4 separate regions of the Mus musculus genome follow, and regions 1, 2 and 3 are each linked to region 4. Evidence: chromatin loops called from intact Hi-C (ENCODE). Cell type or tissue: left cerebral cortex. All regions are shown on one strand.

Region 1 (5,000 bases), 270 kb before region 4:
AGTTTGAGTGTATGTGAGTATTCATATGTCTGTGTAAGTGCATGTGTGGGTATGTAAGTGTGTGTTTGTATGCATGTGTCTGAGTGTGTGTGTGTGTGTGTGTGTGTGTGTGTGTGTGTGTGTGTTGGGAATATTCAGACACCCTCTTGTAGATATTCTGAGCATCTGCAGTGACTTGCTATTAACTTTAGTCACCTGCCATTCTGTAGAGCACTGGCACTTCTCCCTAACTGGATTCTGATGTTTCTATGTGTTTTCTGAGTCCAGACCAATAAGACTACTAACTCCAGGACTCAAAAATAGTTATAGAGCTGAACATGGCGTAATCCCAACACTCTGAAAACAGAGGCAGGAGGATCAAAAGCTCAAAGTCATACTCAACTCCATAGCAAATCCAAGGCCGGTTTAGTATATATGAGGCCCTGTGTCAAAAATAAAGGAAAATGAAGCAAAATAAAAATAAATGTCAATTATAGAACCCGGTAGGGCATAGAACCAAGAATGTCACAGTGCCCTGATCTGGCAATGCTATCTGATGCAATGTACAAGACGGAAGTCACATTTGAGGGTAGACAGCTGAATGTCAGTGGAGAACAGAAAGCAGTGCTGTGTGACTTCCCTCACCCAGATTCTCTGAGAACCAGTGTTCTTACCACTCGACATGAAGCATGTTTCCAAAGACAGGACGGGGACTAGAATTCTTCTCCCAAAAGAGTTGTCACTGCAGAGAGCAATGTCACTTGCTTAGTAGAGCAGCTGATAATGCACATCACAGTGTCCAGCAGGTGTCCCTTGGTTTGACCCATGGACAGACCCACACAACCTCGGGGCTGGGCTAGAAACCCTTGAGAAATCTTGGAAGTCAGCAGCTCACACATCTTCTCCATTCCTTTCTCAAACTTCCCCCTTCTTCTTCTCCTCCTCCCCTTTCTCCTCCTTCTCCTCCTCTTCCCCTCCTCTTCTTCTTCCTCTTCTTCCCCCTCCTCTTCCTCCTCCTCCTTCTCTTCTTCTCCCAAAGTGTCTCTTGGACCTTGGTGGGCATGATGAGTGTGTCCCATTTGTGACCACATGTTCAACGGTCATTTGTTTTTAGTACTCTGACCATCATGAGTCTCTGCCATCACCAGTGACCACTACAAAAAGGAAGTTCTCTGACTGAAACTGATAGCAGTAGCAGTCCATGGGCATAAACAGTAGTTTAGGAGGTTGCTTAGCAAAGTCACAAAGTAGTGTCCCCACTAGGGCCTTTGGCCGCCTCAGACACATACTTTCTAACTGGGTCTACAGAGCCATGTGTGAATACTTTCCAGTGGAGCAGGCTTCCGATCAAATTGGAAAGTAGTTGGTTACTTCCACAACAGACTCACCTTGCCTGGCTGCTCAGTATTCTAGTTCAAGTCCAGCTTGATTTCTCTATGTCCTCCAGTGGATATGGTGTCTTTAGCCATAGGGTCTTACCATCTAGTTTCATGAGCAACCAACAGCAGCAGCTATTTCCTATATTGTGGGGAGGACCTCAGGAGTCTCTATGACCAACACTTTAGGTGGCCTACCTCTACACTAGAATTTTCACGTAATACCCCAACCTCAGTCTTCAGGGAGCACTTTATTCATTCCTCTCTTATGTTGTGATTGCCTCTGTGTGTGTGTGTGTGTGTGTGTGTGTGTGTGTGTGTGTGTGTGTGTGTGTGTGTTCAGACACACCAAGACCTAAGCCGATGTTCAGAAATGCATGTACTTGTGTGTGTGCATGTGGAAGCCAGAGGTTGACATGGATGTCTTCCTCAACCACTCTCCACCATACATGTTGAGGCAGCGTCTCTCTCTTAGACATACACTGTGAGTGCATTCACCCACCGTAGCCCACGGCTCCCGGGAGCCTCCATCAACCACTGCCTCTCAAGAGCTGAATTAATAGGTGGGCCTCAAACTTGCTTTGCAGTCAAGTCAAGGGCGACTTTGAACTCCTGATCCTGCGTCCACCTCCCAAGTGCTGGGATGACACCATGTGCCACGGGACCTATCATATCATCTTGCTGCTTATGCTCATAGCTGCTGGAGTTGTGTCGCTCTTTGGTACAGTGAAGTCCTAGGTTCAGTCACAAGCGTACACACACAAACATACACATGAGCGAGATCTTTACAATGATACTACATAATACCAGTTTTAATCAAAACACATAATACTCTATATGTTAGTGGGTACATATATCAATTGCAGCAGTATTATTACATATATCTTTTTAAAAAAAAAAAAGAGCATCCTGATTTTTATTTTTACCTCCAAGGCAAAAGAGAAATAGTTTGTGTTTTGGAGGAATAATATTGTGGAGATAGTTTTGATTAGTTTTAAGATCTAAAAATGATATTTAAGACACTTCAATAATATGAATAAAAATGGACATGATGGCAAATGCTTGTAATACCAGCACTCTGAAGGTGAAGGCAAGAAGACTAGAAGTTCTGGATCGCCCTCAGCTACAGAGTGAGTTAGAGGCTAACCTGAGCAGCATAAGCCCTGTCTCAAAGAAGGAAAAATAAATTAATTACAATATTGCTGGCCTTTATGTGTGTTCACAAGTGGGATAGATATCTCAGCTATTGTTCATGTACTGGAATTCCTGATGCCTTGTCCCTTTCTCTTTAGTCTGCCACACTTTCTTTTGTGAAGTAGTACTTTCAGAAGTCATTACTGAATATCCTTAGTCCTTCATAGACAGTAAATGCAATTGCTTGAATGCCCACTTGAGGGAGCCAGAGGACAAGGCCGGCCAGCCACTGTGGTTCTAGGAAAGCTTTGTCTTTGGGTTGGTTGGTTGTTTTTGGTTTGGTTTGGTTTGGTTTGGTTTGGTTTGCTGGGGGGGGGGGGGGGGGGTTGTTTTGTTTTTTGTCTTGTTTGCAGTATTTGGGGGTTGTTGTTTTTTGTTTGTTTGTTTGTTTGTTTGTTTGGGAGTTTTGTTAGTTTTTTTTTTCTTGTTTGCAGTGTTTTGAATTCTGTGTTTCCTCTGTGTTTCCCACATGCTAGGTTAGCATACCCCTGGTTGAAAATCAAACTATTGTTGGGGGTAAAGGCTTAACTTGCTATCAGACACAAGATCTTACTCCAGAAGTCTTCCATAGTGAGGCTCTATTTGCTTGGCCTTGGGTACACCTAAATATAGGCACACGTGCACACACACACACACACACACACACACACACACACAGTTCCCTTACTGTCTCTGTGGCTCAATTAAGGCATTCGGCAAGGTTGATGGTTCAAGCCCACCCAGGGACAACAACCTCAGGTTTTTAACAACTTCCAGTCAACTGTGGCCTTTTCAGGAAAATATACATTCCCTTAGAATACCTGCTGTTCCTACATCCTACTTAGAAATTCCCAAAACCTGTCACAGGCTTACCGCCGCCCATCTCACCATCCTCACCCCCACCAAAAAAAAAAAAGTGTTTTCTTGTATGAGCAATACAAGTCCATAAGCAACCTTTGACAGGGGCGGCGATAAACAAATGGCTCAGCATTTAAGAGCACTACATTATCTTCCAGAGGACCCTGGTTCAGTTCCCAGCACTCATATGGCCAACCACTCACTGGTCTGTAATTCCATCCAGTTCCAGGGAATCTGACGCCCTCTTCTGGCTTCTGCAGGTGCCAGGCATGTGCGGAGACATCCTAGCATAGAAACACCTATACATGTTATCATGGTTTGTATATGCTTGGCCCAGGTAGTGGCACTATTTGGAGGGGTGGCCTTGTTGAAGTAGGTGTGGCCTTGTTGGAAAAAGTGTGTCACTGCAGGTGTGGGCTTTGGGACCCTTGTCCTAACGGCCTAGAAGCCATTCTTCTCCTAGCAGCCTTCAGATGAAGATGCAGAACTCTGTTTCTCCTCCACTCCTGACTGGACACTTACATGCCGCTGCCTTGATGATGATGAACAACCTCTGAACCTGTAAGCCAGCCCCCATTAAATGTTGTCCTTAAAACAGTTGCCTTGGTCATGGTATCTGTTCACAGCAATAAAACCCTAAGACACAGGTAAATAAACAATTTTTTAAAAAATAAACTATATTCTTGAGTTAACTTATGCACCTGTTAGACCAAGCCCAGGACCTTGAAAACATGGGTCATGTCCTTGTGCAGAGCCTTTAGTGAGTCATGCCTCTCTGAGGGGCACATTACAGGGGCAGGGAGATGAAAAACAAAACAAGCAAACAAACAAAAAAAAAAACCTGTCCTCTTCCCAGGGAGCATAAGCAAAGAGGAGGCTCGAAAACATGCCTGCTCAAACACTCAAGCCCAGCTCAGAGATCTGCCTGCCTCTCTCTCCTGAGTGCTGGGATTAAAAGTGTGCCTGGCTGCCTGGCTTCAAATAAAATATTTTAATAACCTGTTACACTATGCCCAAGGCTGTATCTCAGTGGTAGAGTGCTTGTCTAACATGTGAATCTAATCCCCAGTTCCACTAATATTAAACAGATAAACAATAAATCCTGTTCCCTAAATCAGAAACTGAAATATCTTTCCAGTTTGAGGCATATCTTAACCCACTCCTTAGCCTCGTGTCGCAGACGGACTACTTCCTCATTCTGTTCCCATCTATTACCACTTCCAGCATGTGGCTAGCTGTTATTTCTTGTTGTCTTCTCACAGGCTGCAACAAGAGTTCCAAGCCATCTAGAGCTACATAAGGACACTCAAAACACACACCAGGCTGCAGGAGCTGCAGCGAGTGGGGGGGAAGGAAAGGAGGGAGGGAGGGAGGGAGGGAGGGAGGGAGGGAGGGAGGGAGGGAGGGAGGGAGGGAGGGAGGAAGGGAGGGAGGGAGGGAGGGATTACTTTAAAATCTCTCCTTAAAGGTTGGTGGCTTTTGACGGGAGCAGGGGGATAAAAGGTGGTGGTGAAGGGCAGGTGTGGCTAGAGTATATCATATGCTTGTATGAACTTGTCAAGGAATAAGTTACTTTTTTCTTGAGACTGGTAAGATGCCCTGGGTCGTTAGGAA
Region 2 (5,000 bases), 82 kb before region 4:
TGCAAACACTGGCTTGGGGCATGGGTGACAGTTCTTTGTGCCTACAGCAAATCTAAGACAGAAAAAGCTCTGGGGGGACCAGCAGGAAATGACTAAAGATATAGAAAAATAAGAAGAGGGAGATGGAGAGAGGAAGGTAAGGCTGCAGCGAGTGCTGCCAGCAGATCCCGACTATGACTGAACACCACCTGACCAGGATTTCTGAGCCTCAGGACAGGACAGCGGCAAGGCTAACCTGGGAATTAAATGAGATAGTATATACCAATCTCATGGGTTTGTGAACTGCAAAACTCACACTGTTTATTTTCAGCAATGGAATCTCACTAGGGTACCAGGCTGGCCTCAAAACTTAGGATTCAAATAATCCTCTTGCTCCAGTCTTCTGCGTATCTGGGACTCTGAGCACATGCCACTTAGGTGGCTTTTAGTACAAGTGAGGCCAGGGTCTGACTACAGAAGGATCAAGTAACAACAGCTCCATCCTTCTAGAGAAGAAGTGAGCACTTCTGAGGTTTTTTTTTTTTTTCTTCCTTCAGGAACAGAAAATTCTTGACTGATATCCTAGATTGACCTCAAAATGGGCCTCCTTGGCTTCTGGCCTCACCTTCCAGCCTCTTGTCAGCATATCACAGATATCCTTTGAGTGGTAACAAATGAAAGGGCTCTAGGGATCCAGCCTCTATCTGCTGAACAGTCCGTCCCCAAACCTGACAGTCCATTCTCATCACCCTTCTCAAGAAGGCAAGACCCCTAAGCGGCAAAGTTCCCTGAGAAACAGCCTGGGGAGGGGTCCCCACATCTCGTGGAGCTCCCTTTGAAGATCTCCTAGTTGTCCAAGGCCTTCTGCCAATCTGATCTCAGTTTAAGAAGAAACAGGGGGATGCCAAAGAAAACCTCACGGCTCTTTCTACACTGATCTCCAACTCTGTCTCCATCAAGTGTGTTTTGTGTCTTATTTGGGAAGACAGTAAGCTTTCATGTCGTGTCATCAAATGAGCTTGCTCCGTTTCTCTGCGAGTACTTTACATGCTAGCTGTTTTGTTCCTCTCATGTCTGTCTGGGGCTCACTGTTTACAGCAAGCTTTGCCACACTCATCTTATTGGAATAGATGAGGGATTGGGGGTGGCGGTGTGTGTGTGTGTGTGTGTGTGTGTGTGTGTGTGTGTGTGTGTGTCCACTAAGTGATTCTCTGCAACAAGCCCAGGGATCACATCTGCGGCCTACCCTGACTCCCACCTTACCTTTCTTATCATGGGACAATTAACATCCCAGACACCAGACTCAGAACCAATGAAAATGACACAGGAAATGTGGAAGAGGACATAAGGCTTTCAGAACATAAGAGCAAGCCATCCAGGTATCTGCTGGGTTAGATCTGAACATAGACATTTGGAGAAAACTGAGTCAGGGAAACCCTAAGAATTTCCAAAACAAGGATGAAATACGTCTGGCTTCTTAAATAAACTATAAAGTTCAAGGCTGTTGTTGGGCTGAGCTTCCACACAAGAAAACCCACTTATCACACAATATGGAATAATCGGATCAAACCAATCACATTTGTTGTTTTACTTTTTAGGAAACTTTTTGGTAAGAGCCTGGAAAGGGGAGGAGTCGTCTGCAATTCACCTACAGATTCATGCACACACCAGCACCCGAAACAGTGGAAAGATCCCCCAGATAGGGGCTGGGAAGTTTTCTCCCTGGGAAACCAAGGTCTTCTCTGGTTGTGAGGCGGTCCAAGAGAGCTAGGACACTCAAGGAATGTGAAAAGCTTACACTCTCCTAAGGTCTGGTTAGCATCGCCAGCCCCATGGGCATAATTAAGCAGGCTCCACAAGCAAGGAAAATAGTCTTTAGGCAGTATGAATGTGGCCAGTTCTCTCCTCAATCTGGAGTAAGATTGCATCCTGTTCACCAAAGCCTCCAGTCCATTGATTAGGGTATGGCTACCTAGGCTGATCTCAAAAAGAAAAGACATGGAAGGTAAGAATTGAAACTATCAAACTTGCACAAGAAAAGCCCACACTCAAGTCAGCATCCTGGACTTTGATGTGGAGTGCGGTCTGATAAGTTTATCCCTCTTCTCAGCCTCCTCCCACTCGTCTTTCCCAAGCTCTCTCCAGCTACATCTTTTCCTCTGCTTTCAGCCCACCAAGAAAGGTGCCAAGAAAGGTCTGGCTTTCCTCTTTGACTTTGTTTCTCCTCTTACCCACCTGACTACACAATCACTTTATGGTTGGGGGTGGGGCCAGGCACGGTATGGGGTACTGTGCAATATAGGATAGCCTCCGTTCCACAGAGGTCTCAGAGACTTCAACAACCTCCATGAGTGCAAGAGGGGAAGGGTGATCCTGGCAGGATCTAAAAACAGAGGGCCATTGAGTTGAATGTCCGATAGTAACCCCAGAGGCAGATGGACCTGTTGCCAAGCCAGTCTTAGATTCACCTTCTAGATCCCCTGCGGACCTGAATTTTGCAAAATCCAGCCCGTTCGCCTTCCACCAATTCCCCACCAGGATTTCCCAGAAGGCTGGCACTTGGAGTGAGTCGGGATAATCCTCGGGAGCGTGGGAATCTGAACTACTAGGAAGTCTCTGTCGGGCAGCCATTGTGGACCTTCTTAGACAGGAGTCCAAGCAGGAGCGAGTCCTGGCCAGGAACCAGCTTTCCTTCTCCGCCCCCTGGTCTGGCAGGAGAGTCCCACATATGGCTGCCCGCTCTCAGGCTCCTCTCCCCGGCGCCCAAGGGTGGCCATCTTCCACTTGGGGAGCGCCGAACACGAAGGCTGGAGCGCCCCCTTTGGAGAGTCCCAGGCTCCGGCTGGAACAGCGCGCAGTATGCGCTGTGAACATGCACCGGGCACAGTTTACCACTGATGGGACTTCCACAGAGGTGCTAAGGCCTGGCGTCCAAAAGGCTCGGCCAAAGTCTGCCCAGTTGACCCAGAGGAGAACGATTCCAGGAGGGAGGTGAGGGCAGTTGGTACACTTTCTTTCCCTGCTGAACGTCCTGCGCTCCTTTAAGAACCGGGGATCTGTTTGGCGCCCAGGGACCCCGGGCTCCTGACACCAGCCTGCAGCAGACAAGAGTGGCTGGCACCCCCAGACTCTTACCGTAGCATCTTCTCCCGAATAGTGTCCGATGACACGGTGGCCCCCCGGGTGCCGCTGGGACCATTTGGTAACGTTGTAGACCTTGCGGTCGATGACGAGCCACCGGTCGGTGCGCAGGTTGTGCTTCTGAATCTCCTCCCAACGGAAGGTGGGCATCGGAGCCTGGCGCTCGGTGCTCCCCTCTCCCTGGTTACCTCCCTTCCCCATGCTGCCAGTCTACCCGGATGCCCCGTGCGCTACGGCCTCCGGGCGCCCGCGGCTCGCAACACCGACGGTCCCTCTCCTGGCCGCAGTGTGCGGTCGGCGCCCTCCTCGCTTTCGGCTTTTGTCTTCTACTCCTCCTCCCACCGTGCCTCCTCCCCTCGCTTTCGCTCCTCCTCGCCTTCACTAGCTAGCCAGTACCCCTGCCTTCCCTCAGGAGTACCCCTGGCTTCCCAGTGCCCCCAAGCGGTCCCCTTCCTCCGCCCACCCTAGGCCCGCCTGCTGTGGACTTTTGCCTCCGGTGAAAACTCCAGGATAGCTCAGGGCCTCGCTGCCTCCTCCCCCCACCCCTCTGGCTCCCCCCGTTCCCGGCTCCGCATCCTCCCGAGTTCCCCGCCACCCGGGTTTCCACAGTGATCAGCAGAGCGCCTGCACCAATCAGGGCTCGTCGCCCCGCCTGCCATTGGCCCAGGAGGATCTTTCGAAGGCCAGCGGGCTGGAGCGGCGGGTCCGCGGCTTCCCCCTCCCTCGCGCCCGCCCGCATGGAGTTAAGCCCTGCTGGGCGGTCGGCGACGTGTCTGACCTCCTCCTCCTCCCTTCGCTGCCTGGAGCCGGGGAAGCGGGAGTAGATCTCTGAGAAGCTGGGAGGGGAGAGCGGGGGGCGGGGGGGGGGGCGGGGGCGGCAGCTGGGCTTTTCTTTGCGCGCTTCAGAGCGCCAACGCGCTCGGCCGGGGATTTGCACCTGATGCTCGCACAAAGGAGGCGCAGCGGTTATGGTGAACAACGCTCGGCCTCCGGCTAAACAAGGCCCCCTCCTGGGCTGTCATGACTAGGTGATATTTCTGCCTGGCTAGATGGGACTCAAGTCTCCTGTATCTCACATTGTCTAAGAGATCCATATTGTTTATTGCTTTCCTGAAACCTTCCTAGAGAAAGGAGCCAGGAGTGGGTCTCTGTTTAACCAGGGCTCTGAATCCTTTCAACTTGGTCATCTTGGAAAAGAACGGTGGAATCTCTGCTTTCTTCCTCGTGCTAAGTGCCGCGGGAGTGGCTTCTGGGGAGGGTGCCAGGATAAACTGGACACCTTTCTTGTCTTCGACTGAGAAAGAGTTCACAAGCCTGGTTGGGAAACATGAAAGCAATAAAAGCCCGCGATTGATTTGACAGTAGTACACCACTTGCAGGCAAGAGAGACACTGATACCAAGGGAGTATAGTAGGAAGAAAGGCCCTATTCGCTAAAGTCTCACCACAATCCTATGATATTGTTATAGCTAACTTCAAAATGAAGAGTCTGAGGGTAAGAGAGATAAAATGGTCAAGACATACATGCTTAGCTAGTGGCCCTGTTTGGCCTCTTCCATGACCCTTTCAAGACTTTGGGCTCCCTAGCTCCACATGACACTGGTCCAAAGGAAGTACCTGGTGCAGGGGGTAATACATTCCCATAGTCCCTCCCATCGTATACTCCTCTCATTCTGTCCTGGCATCCATCAGGAGCAGCCTTTCTTCATTCCACAAACTCCAGACTCAAGGAGTGTTGAGTGAAGCTTTTCCGGCTTAGAGGAGAGGAAACAAACATCCAAACAGATGTTCGTTTGGCCTGCCCAAAAGATAGAAGTGAGTGAAGTAGGTGTGCTGGTCGTGTCCATACTGTCATCCATCAGAAACCTGAGGCAGGATATT
Region 3 (5,000 bases), 280 kb before region 4:
GGGGCGGGGGGGGGGGAGTCAGTAGATGGAAATGTGCTATACATTCCACAGGAATGCATAAGAAATGAGGGGTCCAGAACCATGTTCTCCAAAGAGACCTCTGAAACCCTCCCTAAAGCCAAAATGTCCTATGAATGGATGAGGGAGAGCGAAGTGAGTGCGCATGCAATGTGCTGCTTTCAGGAAGACCTGGCTGTCAATACCAGGCAAAAGACAATGCAGTGCCAGTTTACCCACTGCCTTAAAAAGCTGGGAGCTTGGATATCTGCCGTACGACCTGACTATATAATCCTAACAAAGGTCCTACACTAAGTGGGAGGATTCTGATACTGTCATATCAGGGCCCCCGATAAGCAGTACCCCAAGTGGTAAACACATGAAAGATCAAGAGTGGGTGGCAGCTATGAGCACTAATATATCGGATCCCACCTTATATAAGGACAGGAAGTTCCCACCATGACTTACACTTTCAAAAGCAAGAAGCATGCATACACACTTCAGCCTCTCAGCTACAGAAAAAGGTCAGGGAAGAAAGGGCTATATTACTGATCCTCTTGGAACATAATGCCATCATATACTGTGGCCTCTAGGTTCTTCCTTGAAGTTCTTCAGCCTGATGTATGAGGCACACTACCCTTTTGCCCTTCAAACAAGTTCTGGCCTCTAGGAACTCTGTCTCCTGTTTTGTACAGCTTCTTCACTTAGCTTTCAGCTCCTTAAGGAGGATCAGACCTCCAATCCAAGCCAAGATCTCACACACAGATTCCAGCTATGTGCACAGCAAATGAGTGATTGTTTATGTTTGCCTACTGCTGGCCTCTACCCACTAACCTGCTCTCTGAGGGTAAGCCTTGTGCCTTCCTCAGCAACAAAAGAGTCTGGCACTTGTGGAATGAATTCATTCATCCATCAACTAATCCTAAAGGTTGTCTCACCATCACACACTGGGACACTCAGTGAGCAACTCAGTAGGCACATGTTAGAACAGGCCAAAACACACCCTGACCTAACGGCCAAAGGCAGCACTAACTGGGGCAAAACCGAATGGATAGGGGCACTGAGCCTTTAGGAAAAAGCATTAACTGTGCAGCCAGCTACTCATCAGCATGGCCTCTCCACTGAGTCTCCCTATCCCCCTGCACCAGAAAACAGCCCTAGCCAAGTCCAAGGCCTCATCAGTTCAAGGCCAGCAAAGAGAAGAGAAAACTGCACAAGGACTCCAAAGACTTGCAGAGGAGCTATAAGAAAGTAACAAATGGGAAATTTTACAAAATGTCTGCTCATGCTACAATCGGAGTGAGCGCTTCTTTCACCAAGTCCAATACCACACTTCTTCTTCCATGGGGAAATGTGCTTTCTAGCAAGCCCTCGCTGAAAAGTTAGAAAAGGTGACTCTGAGGAAAGGAGGAGGTGTAACAAGAATCAGACTCCTGGGTAACTTCACCTTCAGTCCACGAAATAAACAAACCCTACCATGGGAGAAGGAAGGTCACTTCCTCTCCACAAATACTATTTCTGTGCCATTCAGCAGATTAGCAATTGCCATCTCCTCTGGGGGTGCAGGAAATGAACTAAGCATTTCTCCCCACACACACCCCTCCAAGCAGGAAGATCGATCGCTAAAACTGCTCTTCCACTCAAGAGTCCTACTCCATGCCAAGAAACCTCTCAATTCCTTTTTGCCACATACTCCAAGATACCCATGCACATACAAATCTAGGTCAAAGTCACCAAGAAAATCGGAGGGCGGAGCCTGGATTTAAAATGTTTTTTAACCACTAGCCACAGGCCTCCAGGACAATAGTTTCAAGCTCAGAATGACACAATCCCAACGCTTGGCAGCAGGAAGCTGGAGGGAACTGCGCCGCTGACAAGAGCCTACGCTTGCGGGGATGACAAAATAAGTAGCAGGGCGGTCTCCGGAGCTGGGTCAGTTTTTAAATGCTGCTCAGCTGGGACGAAGCTGAGCAGCCGTTGCCATAAAAAGACTCAAGTCCGGGTTTACAGAGCAGCCCAGGCTCTGCACAGGTGTTAGGCCCGGCGTGCGGGGAAGAGGACTGACCATTCTCGGATCCCAGGACTCAAGTGCAGGGCCTCGAAGTTCATCTCCAAGCCTAGAACCATTGGAAGTGATCCCCACACCCATAAGCAACCCATAGGCGAAAGTGACTCCCCTGGCCCATCCTGGGAAGCGAAGAGGCCGGGACCAGTGGCCGAACACCGCGACCCTGCGACTCCCGACGCCCGTTCTCACTCACCCGGCGGCGCCGCGTCTTCCCGGACCACTCCTTTTCCAGTCCGCGGCTTCCGCAGATTAAGCTTCCCGCCACGCCGGACCGGCTGGACTCCCAGTACCGCGAGCTCGCCGCAGGCGAGGACCTACCGGGCGAAGAGCGCGGGCGAATCTACGATTTTCAAAATTGTGGCTCAACCAATTCCCCTTAAGTTTGTCTGGGCGGTTACAAAACTCCAAACCAATCACGTAACAGGACGCACGAGTCCGCTTATCTGCTGGCTGTTAGTGCTGTCAATCTGTGGGACTAGGAGGCGGGGAGAAGAACGTTGACGCTTTTAACACGCCCCAACTTCCGGAAGCTGCGGCAATCTACCCGGCGAGGAAGTGGTTGCGACGAATTACAAGTCCCTGCGTGCACTGCGAAGGCAGGCTTGGTTGGGGAGGATGCCTATTTATCTTCGAGCCAGCCGCTTGGTTCGTTTCAAGTCCGGAATGCTTCTGCGTTCGGAATGACAGCTCTGCTACTTTGCAGTAGTAAAAAGAAACACATTGCAAATCTCACAGAGCCTTCCCTCCAAGAGCAGTCAGGCATATAGTTACAGAATGTTTCCTTAGACCTCCGATTGTCACCCGGAAGTGTTTGCTAAGTACCCTCCAGATTGGACGCCACATACAACGGAGAATTTTTCTGGCCACATATAAAGGTAAAGTCTTGAGTTGAAGGTGTGTCACCACCACCTGTAAAATAAAACACCTCCACCTTCTTTATAGAATCATTCTCAGTAGCCAAGAGGTGGGCGAAACTACAAATGTCCCTGGACAGATTAAACAGAGGGGTTTTATTTATTTTTAAATTGTTTTTCCTTTTATTGAAAATAGATTTCTTTACTCACATACTATATCCTGATACAGTTCCCCTCCCTCTGCTCCTCCCAGTTCTAACCTCCCCTTCCATCTGTATCCACTCCCTTTCAAAACAGACTTCTAAGGGATAATAATAAACTAAGATGTAAAACATAAGATAATACAAAACCTATCATATCTGAATTGGATGAAACAAAGAAAAAAAGCCCCAAGAGAAGGCACAAAGACCAGAGACCCACTTGTTCGAACACTCGGGAATTCCATAAAAGCACTGGAAGCCATAACATATATGCAAGAACCTGATGCAGAGCTGTGCAAACTCTGTCTGGCTGTGAGTCTCTGTATTTGTTCCTATCTGCTTCAGGAGGAAGCTTCTCTGATGATGGCTGAGCAAGGCAATGATCTGAGTGTAGCAGAATGTCAATCACTAGGAGTCATTTTATTGCTATGTTCCTTTAGTAGAACAGTAGTATTTAGTTTAACCCTAGGTCCCTGAGCTATCTTGTCTCAGATTGTTGTTCACCCAAGCAGGATTCGATCTTGTGGAGTGGGCCTTAGGTCAAATCAGATATTGGTTGGTTACTGCCACAGGTTTGTGCCACTATTGCCCCAACATACCTTGCAGGCAGACACCATTGTAGGGTTTTGTTGATCCCACCTGTAATGGTTTGTATATTCTTGGTCTAGGGAGTGGCGCCATTTGGAGGTGTGACCTAGTTGGAGTAGGTGTGTCACTGTGGGTGTGGACTTAACACTCTCACCCTTGGTGCCTGGAAGTCAATCTTCCACTAGCAGCCTTTGGATGAAGACATAGAAGGCTCAGCTCTGCCTGTGCCATGCCTGCCTGGATGCTGCTGTGCTCTCACCTTGATGATAATGGACTGAACCACTGAACCTGTAAGCCAGCCCCAATTAAATGTTGCTTTTTATAAGACTTGCCTTGCTCATGGTGTCTGTTCACAGCAATAAAACCCTAACTAAGACACCACCAAAAGAGAGTAAAGACCATTACCCAAATTCTGTAATTGAATTAAGCAAGCTTTATTTTCTATCATACAGGACTGTCTCCCTAAAGTAGGGTTTGAAAGAACAGCATCAAATACAAGAGAAGGTGGGATTTATATAGCTGCAAGACTAGGAAGGTTTCAAGGGTTGGGGGATTTTCAGAGGATCTTATCATGGAGTGGAGGTCAGGGTATATAGGGTGTGGAATATGTCAAATTCCAAAAAATGGGTCAAGACATAGTCAAGCCCAATTTTTACAGAAATCAGGAATGAACTTAGTTTGGGGGCAGGAGAGGGCAGTCTCTGACACAGTTTCTCTGTGAATCCTTGGCTGTCCTAGAAGTTACTCTGTAGACCAGGCTGGCCTTGAACTCAGAGATCTACCTGCCTTTGCCTCCCAAGTGCTGGGATTAAAGGCATTCAACACCAGTTAAGTGGCTTCTAATCTTAAAACGAAGTCAGGCTGGTCCATCAGTTTATGGCTGGATTTGTGTTTATGTTTCTTTTGGTAGCATACAAAGTACGTTCCTGAACCAAAGATGCTAGAATATACTAGTGAAGGCTCTATTTAGGCATCAGCTCAACTTCTTCATGTTCAACGAGGCTTGTAAGTGTTATCAGCAATGGGGCCTTGCCATTGGTTAATGGAGAGCAACCTGTAGTCTTGGCAACGACCCAAGTTGTCTAGGAATTCCTTTGAGGTCCCTTTGACCAACAATCCAATTAGATGTAACCCAATTCCAGTACTGGAAGCTTCATTTGGTGACAAGAAATAGCCAGTTAGGGTTCTGTCTTCCCCGCTATTTGACAGTTTCATTTAGATTGCCTCCATATATGTACGTATTTTAGGAAGTTTTTACTGTATAAGGTTTCCATACTACTTCTCAAATGGTCC
Region 4 (5,000 bases):
CAAAAAAAAAAAAAATCCGGGGGCTGGTGAGATGGCTCAGTGGGTAAGAGCACCCGACTGCTCTTCCAAAGGTCGGAAGTTCAAATCCCAGCAACCACATGGTGGCTCACAACCATCCGTAACAAGATCTGACTCCCTCTTCTGGAGTGTCTGAGGACAGCTACAGTGTACTTACATATAATAAATAAATAAATAAATAAATCTTTAAAAAAAAAAAAAATCCATGATGATGGCTAGCATTTTAACATACCATCTTTGTAAGCCATGACGATGGTGACTCTTCATCAGTATTGACTTGATGGATCACCCTCGCCCAGGGGACACACCTCTGGGGGTGTCCGTGAAGGGTTTCCCAGAGAGGACTGCCAGAAGAGGGAAGGACTGCTCTGAAAGTAAGTGGCACAATTCTATGGGATCCTGAACTCAAGTGGGTAAAGGAGAAAGGCATCGGAATGTGAGCAGTCCTCTTATCTGTCTCCTGGCTTGCCTGAATGTGAGCAAGCTCGGAATGCCACAGCTGGTGCCATGGCTTCTGCCTATGCTATGCCCATGCCTACCCTCGCACTAGGAGCCGTATTAAACCCTCCTTCTTAAGCTGCACCTTGTCAGTATTTTGGCACAGCTGGGAAAAAGCAGCTAATACAGCAATCTAAGCATTAATTGTTCAAAACATGTGATAAAGGGACAGCAAGGCCGCTTAGCAGGTAAAGGTACTTCCTAGAAGCCTGATGACCTGAGTTTAGTCCCCAACACCCACATGATAGAAGGAGAGAATAGACTCCCGCAGGTTTGTCTTCTGATATCTACATATAGGCTGTGGCATGTATGGTTTTTTTCCACTGACACACACAGGTAAATACTCTAAATAAATAAATAAATAAATAAATAAATAAATAAAATTAAAAGATTTTAAGTAGTAAGATATAAGATAAATTTTTCATATAAAATTAATACTTCTTATGCCAGAATGGTTTAGCACCATTATCAAGAACGGGAAACTGAGGCTGAGGAATGTCCGTGCAGACAGTTTAGTTCTCACACTTAGCCAGAGCAAGAGCGAAACTCCAAGGAGAATAGAGATGTTTTGTTCCCAGTAAAGTTCCCTATTGCAGAAAGACCCACAATACACAGAATTGTTAGAGAACAGGCTCTGTGCCACAGTTGGCAAACGGCGCTCTAAAGAAGCTCATGCTTCCAGAAATAGAGATTGCTAGATTCACCAGTCTACACACTGCTGGTGTAACCACTGCTGAGGCTGTCACACAAACTTCACGATTGATTGCGTCCTACTGTCTCCTGACAATTAAGGCCACTAAACCTGTATAATTCTAATTAATATAGTGAAACACAGTGGTGCTTGCCTATGATTACAGCACTTGGGAGGCCAAAGCAGGGCGATCATTGCAACTTCGAAGCTAATCTGTTCATCACAGTGAGTTCCAGATCAGCCAGGGCTACTGCTTCCAGGGACAAAAATAACAACAAAACACAATACGAAACTAAGATCACTAGAAATAGAAAATGCTAAAGCTAATTGCAAATGTTAAACTACATACAAAGAAGGCAAGGCTGGCCTTTCTTCGTTTTATTTTTGTTTTAAAATCGTTTTTAAAATTGCATTTATTTATTTATTTACGTGTGTGTGTGTGTGTGTGTGCTGCCATGAATTGCAGGCAATGTAGGCTAGAAGAAAAACTTGTGGAAGTCAGTACTCTCCTTCCATCTTGTGGGTCCCAGGGATCCATTTCAGGTCACTGGGTTTTGCATCAGGCAACTGTTCCTCCTGAACCATAGAGCTATCATTAGTATTGTTATCATCATCATCATCACCACCACCATCATCATCATCATCACATTTTAGTTAGTGCATGTGTGTGTGTGCATGCGTGCATGTGTTAATTGTGTGTGTGTGTTCCTAAGTACTATATTCTTGTAAGTCAAAAGTGACGGCCAATCATAGCAGACAAGACTTCTGTTAGCGTTGGGCTATCACGTGAGCAAAAGCCTGGAACTGTAGCCAATCAGTCTCTTTCTTTATGTTAGTCCTCTTTCTTTCCACACATGCTAACTGCCCACCTTGCTAGGAAGGGGGATCTCTGAACGGCTACTGGGTCAGGATGCTGTTTTGTTTGCTAAAGCCACTGTGTTTAATTTGTCACGTGTTTCCTAGGGGCAGGAAATTGACAGAACGTTTGCCTTAGCACAATCTGCTGTATGAAACAGAACGTGGAAAGCAGTGCCTGTAAACCCAGAACTCAGGAGAGTCAGAGGTTCAAGGTCATTCTCAGCTACACAGTGAGTCTGGGGCCGGCCTGAGCAACATGAGAACTGTTTTCTTTTCTATATGTTCACACCAAGCTTCTATGCGCCCTTGGGACCTCCGCCTTAGCTACATCAAGCTGTGACGCACTCAAAGGAACCGTTATCCTATCAATCCCTACCATGCTCAATAAAAAAATAAATAAATAAATTCCGAAGTGGAATAGCCTGGAGACCACTTTCAGGCCCCGCGAGGGGGCGCGTCTCTGCCGCTGGAAGTAGCCTGAGTCTCTCCGGGGAGTGGGGAGTCTGTCTTTGCTACCCGAGAGAGGCGGAGCTCGCGCCCCACGCCACTCGGCTCAGCCAATGGGAGCTCGCGCCGCGGGGCTCGGCGGTCCGCGCCAAGGGTGCTGAAAACCCTGCGCGCGAACGGCGGTCTCCGGGCGCGCGCTCGAGGCAGCCCGACGCTCCCCTAGTTCGCGAGCCTGGCGTGCGCTGCCCCGCGGCCCGGAGCGCGCACCTCTCAGACTCCAGCTTCCCCCGCCAAGCTTGCTATGGCTCCCGACCCGGTGCCGACCCCTGGCCCGGCCTCCGCCCAGCTCCGCCAAACGCGCTACTTTACTTGGGAGGAGGTGGCGCAGCGCTCCGGGCGGGAGAAGGAGCGATGGCTCGTGATCGACCGGAAGGTGTACAACATCAGCGACTTCAGCCGCCGCCACCCGGGGGGCTCCCGGGTCATCAGCCACTACGCGGGTCAGGATGCCACGGTGAGAGCGGACAATAGGCGCATCTGCACCTCGGGGAGGGACATTGGCGGGGAGAGAGGCCTTTGAACCCGGGATGCAAGCGCCTGAGAGACCGGAGCGGTAGACGGTGGCCGGAGACACGCACACTCAAACAAAGGGCTGGTTGCACATCCGTGCTTTGCCTCTGGAGTCTCAAGCATGGGTTGGATAGGAGGGAATGAGCTTTCCAGGCACCCGTTCAACGGTACTTGCAACCTCCGGTGGTGGGAGGAGGAGTCTGAGCAGAGAGTGGGAGTCGCGTCCTGTCTGCCAGGCTAGGAGGGTGAACACAGCCTTGTCTGACCTAGAGAACTGGCCCTAAGTTGGGATTCGGAGCGGAAAGGAAGTGGGAAAGGACTGCTTGCGCTAGGGATGACACTGAGGACCCGGTGCTTGGGCATCACCTGTACATTGTGAAGCCCGGAGGGTAGGGTAATGAACCTGAGCCGGTCCAAGACAGCTTGCAGTTGGAGTCGTAAAACTGTACTCGGATTCTTAGTGCGAGGTCACTTGGGCCAGGGAGGTCGACTATTGAGGGAATAGGGCTCCCGCGCGATTAGACACTTCGCGGGGTCGCGTCCCTTTTCCGTTGTAGCTTACTGAAGGAAGAGTCAGTACGAACCCCAGCTTCTGTCTAGTGGCCCTGTTTTCTCTTTTTAGACCATATCCTCCCTCAGAGGCGAGGGCCGGACTAGGAATGACTTAGGACAGAGCATTCTTTGACAGGATTGTCATCTGTTGGGTCTCTACATTTGGGTCCATCTCCCTTTTAACTACCTAATGCCATCCCTCCGACCTCTTACTCCTTGTCTGCCAGTCTAACGTGCTCCCGGGGTCCTCAGGGTTCCTATTAAGTTGCCCATGAAGTTAGAGGTGGAGGGCCTTAGCGACCAGGCTAGAAGGAGCCGGTTTCTAGAAGTAACCACCCAGAATCCAAACAGCAGTGCATTCCTATACCGGTTCATGAAAGGATGGAGCAGACCCGCTCCGTCTAGGCTTCCCATTCTGTGTGGCTTGGGGGCCTAGGATTTCATGGCAAGGACAGCGATTGGTCTGGATGTGTGGTGCCACTGACCACGGACTCCACCTCCGCTTACAGCTTTTTTTCCCTAAGGCCCTCCCACCCACCTTGTATAACCCATATTAACTATTCCGGAGCGGGAATGGTCAGAATGTTGAGGGAAATAGGGAACCCTGCCCAAAGGAGGAAGAAATGTGAAGAGTTCCCCAGCGCTGGCATAGGTAGGGAGTCTTCCTCACAACAGAAGCTGGCTAAGAAAGAAAGGGACATGTTGAAAGTACTGTAGGAACAAAAACCTCATAGCCCCACCTATTCCCGCAAGCTGCTTCTCTCCTGTGCTAAATTCCTACACCAAGTGTCTGTAGACATGAAGGCTAGCTTCGTCAGGTCCGTGTTTGTGGCATTCAGCGGAGTCTTTCCAGTCTTTGGTGTAGTGCCCTTTCAGTGGAAACCCAAATGCCAGGTGATCTGGGACTGACATCTGGAAGAACAGTAGGGAGGAGGGAGGAGGCCTTGCATCAGCATTGATGCAAACCTTGTTGACCTGGAGGATGGTCTTTGATGTGAGGCCCTTGGGAGCCTGGGAGACAGGGGTCCTCACTGTCTTCTCTCTGTATTTTTAGGATCCTTTTGTGGCATTCCACATCAACAAGGGTCTTGTGAGAAAGTATATGAACTCTCTTCTGATTGGAGAGCTGGCTCCGGAGCAACCCAGCTTTGAACCCACCAAGAATGTGAGAGGCCATGTTTGCTGTTTGGAGACTTAGTTGTGGAGGGAGAGGGGGCAAATGCCTGCATAGGATCACAGGTGACGGTTCTTGGGAGTCTTGAGTAGTCATGGGGTAATAAGCCCACTGGAGCTTGTTCCAGTGCTACTACCACCGATGCTCCCATCACCAGTCCTCCCACCAGTAGTGCTCTCATCATCAGTGCTC

What was found. Peaks named below come from ENCODE experiments on the same cell type or tissue, not always from the same donor. Only the 100,000 strongest peaks of a DNase experiment are listed, where the experiment ranks them.
Region 1: a loop joins it to region 4, with 4 times the contacts of the local background. A loop is called at or near these places in 24 of 42 quality-filtered maps.
Region 2: it touches region 4 in a loop (7-fold over the local background); 18 of 42 quality-filtered maps call a loop at or near these places.
Region 3: a loop joins it to region 4, with 4 times the contacts of the local background. A loop is called at or near these places in 2 of 42 quality-filtered maps.

Annotation. Positions count from the first base shown.
Region 1 is chr19:9,913,391-9,918,390 of GRCm38, forward strand. No RefSeq gene overlaps it. Among named protein-coding and RNA genes, the nearest start is that of Gm50340, 16 kb to the left of the region's middle. In left cerebral cortex, a CTCF peak has its summit at 2,735 (motif pointing right); a DNase peak (open chromatin) is centred at 2,742.
Region 2 is chr19:10,098,109-10,103,108 of GRCm38, forward strand. Fads2 (fatty acid desaturase 2) reads right to left here and starts at 3,395. Exons shown (of 12, transcript NM_019699.2): 1 at 3,115-3,395. The coding sequence starts at 3,321. In left cerebral cortex, CTCF peaks have their summits at 2,799 and 3,498; DNase peaks (open chromatin) are centred at 2,739, 3,515, 3,713 and 4,382; H3K4me3 peaks cover 2,696 bases; H3K27ac peaks cover 2,601 bases.
Region 3 is chr19:9,897,081-9,902,080 of GRCm38, forward strand. Incenp (inner centromere protein) reads right to left here and starts at 2,409. Exons shown (of 19, transcript NM_001369356.1): 1 at 2,259-2,409. It overlaps Gm50340 (predicted gene, 50340), which reads left to right and starts at 2,598. Exons shown (of 3, transcript NR_168101.1): 1 at 2,598-2,940; 2 at 3,788-3,997. In left cerebral cortex, a CTCF peak has its summit at 2,355; DNase peaks (open chromatin) are centred at 1,963 and 2,531; H3K4me3 peaks cover 1,736 bases; H3K27ac peaks cover 633 bases.
Region 4 is chr19:10,180,239-10,185,238 of GRCm38, forward strand. It overlaps Fads1 (fatty acid desaturase 1), which reads left to right and starts at 2,650. Exons shown (of 12, transcript NM_146094.2): 1 at 2,650-3,026; 2 at 4,689-4,799. The coding sequence starts at 2,814. It also overlaps the pseudogene Gm50359. In left cerebral cortex, a CTCF peak has its summit at 2,520; DNase peaks (open chromatin) are centred at 1,165, 2,076, 2,613, 3,236 and 1 more place; H3K4me3 peaks cover 2,806 bases; H3K27ac peaks cover 2,983 bases.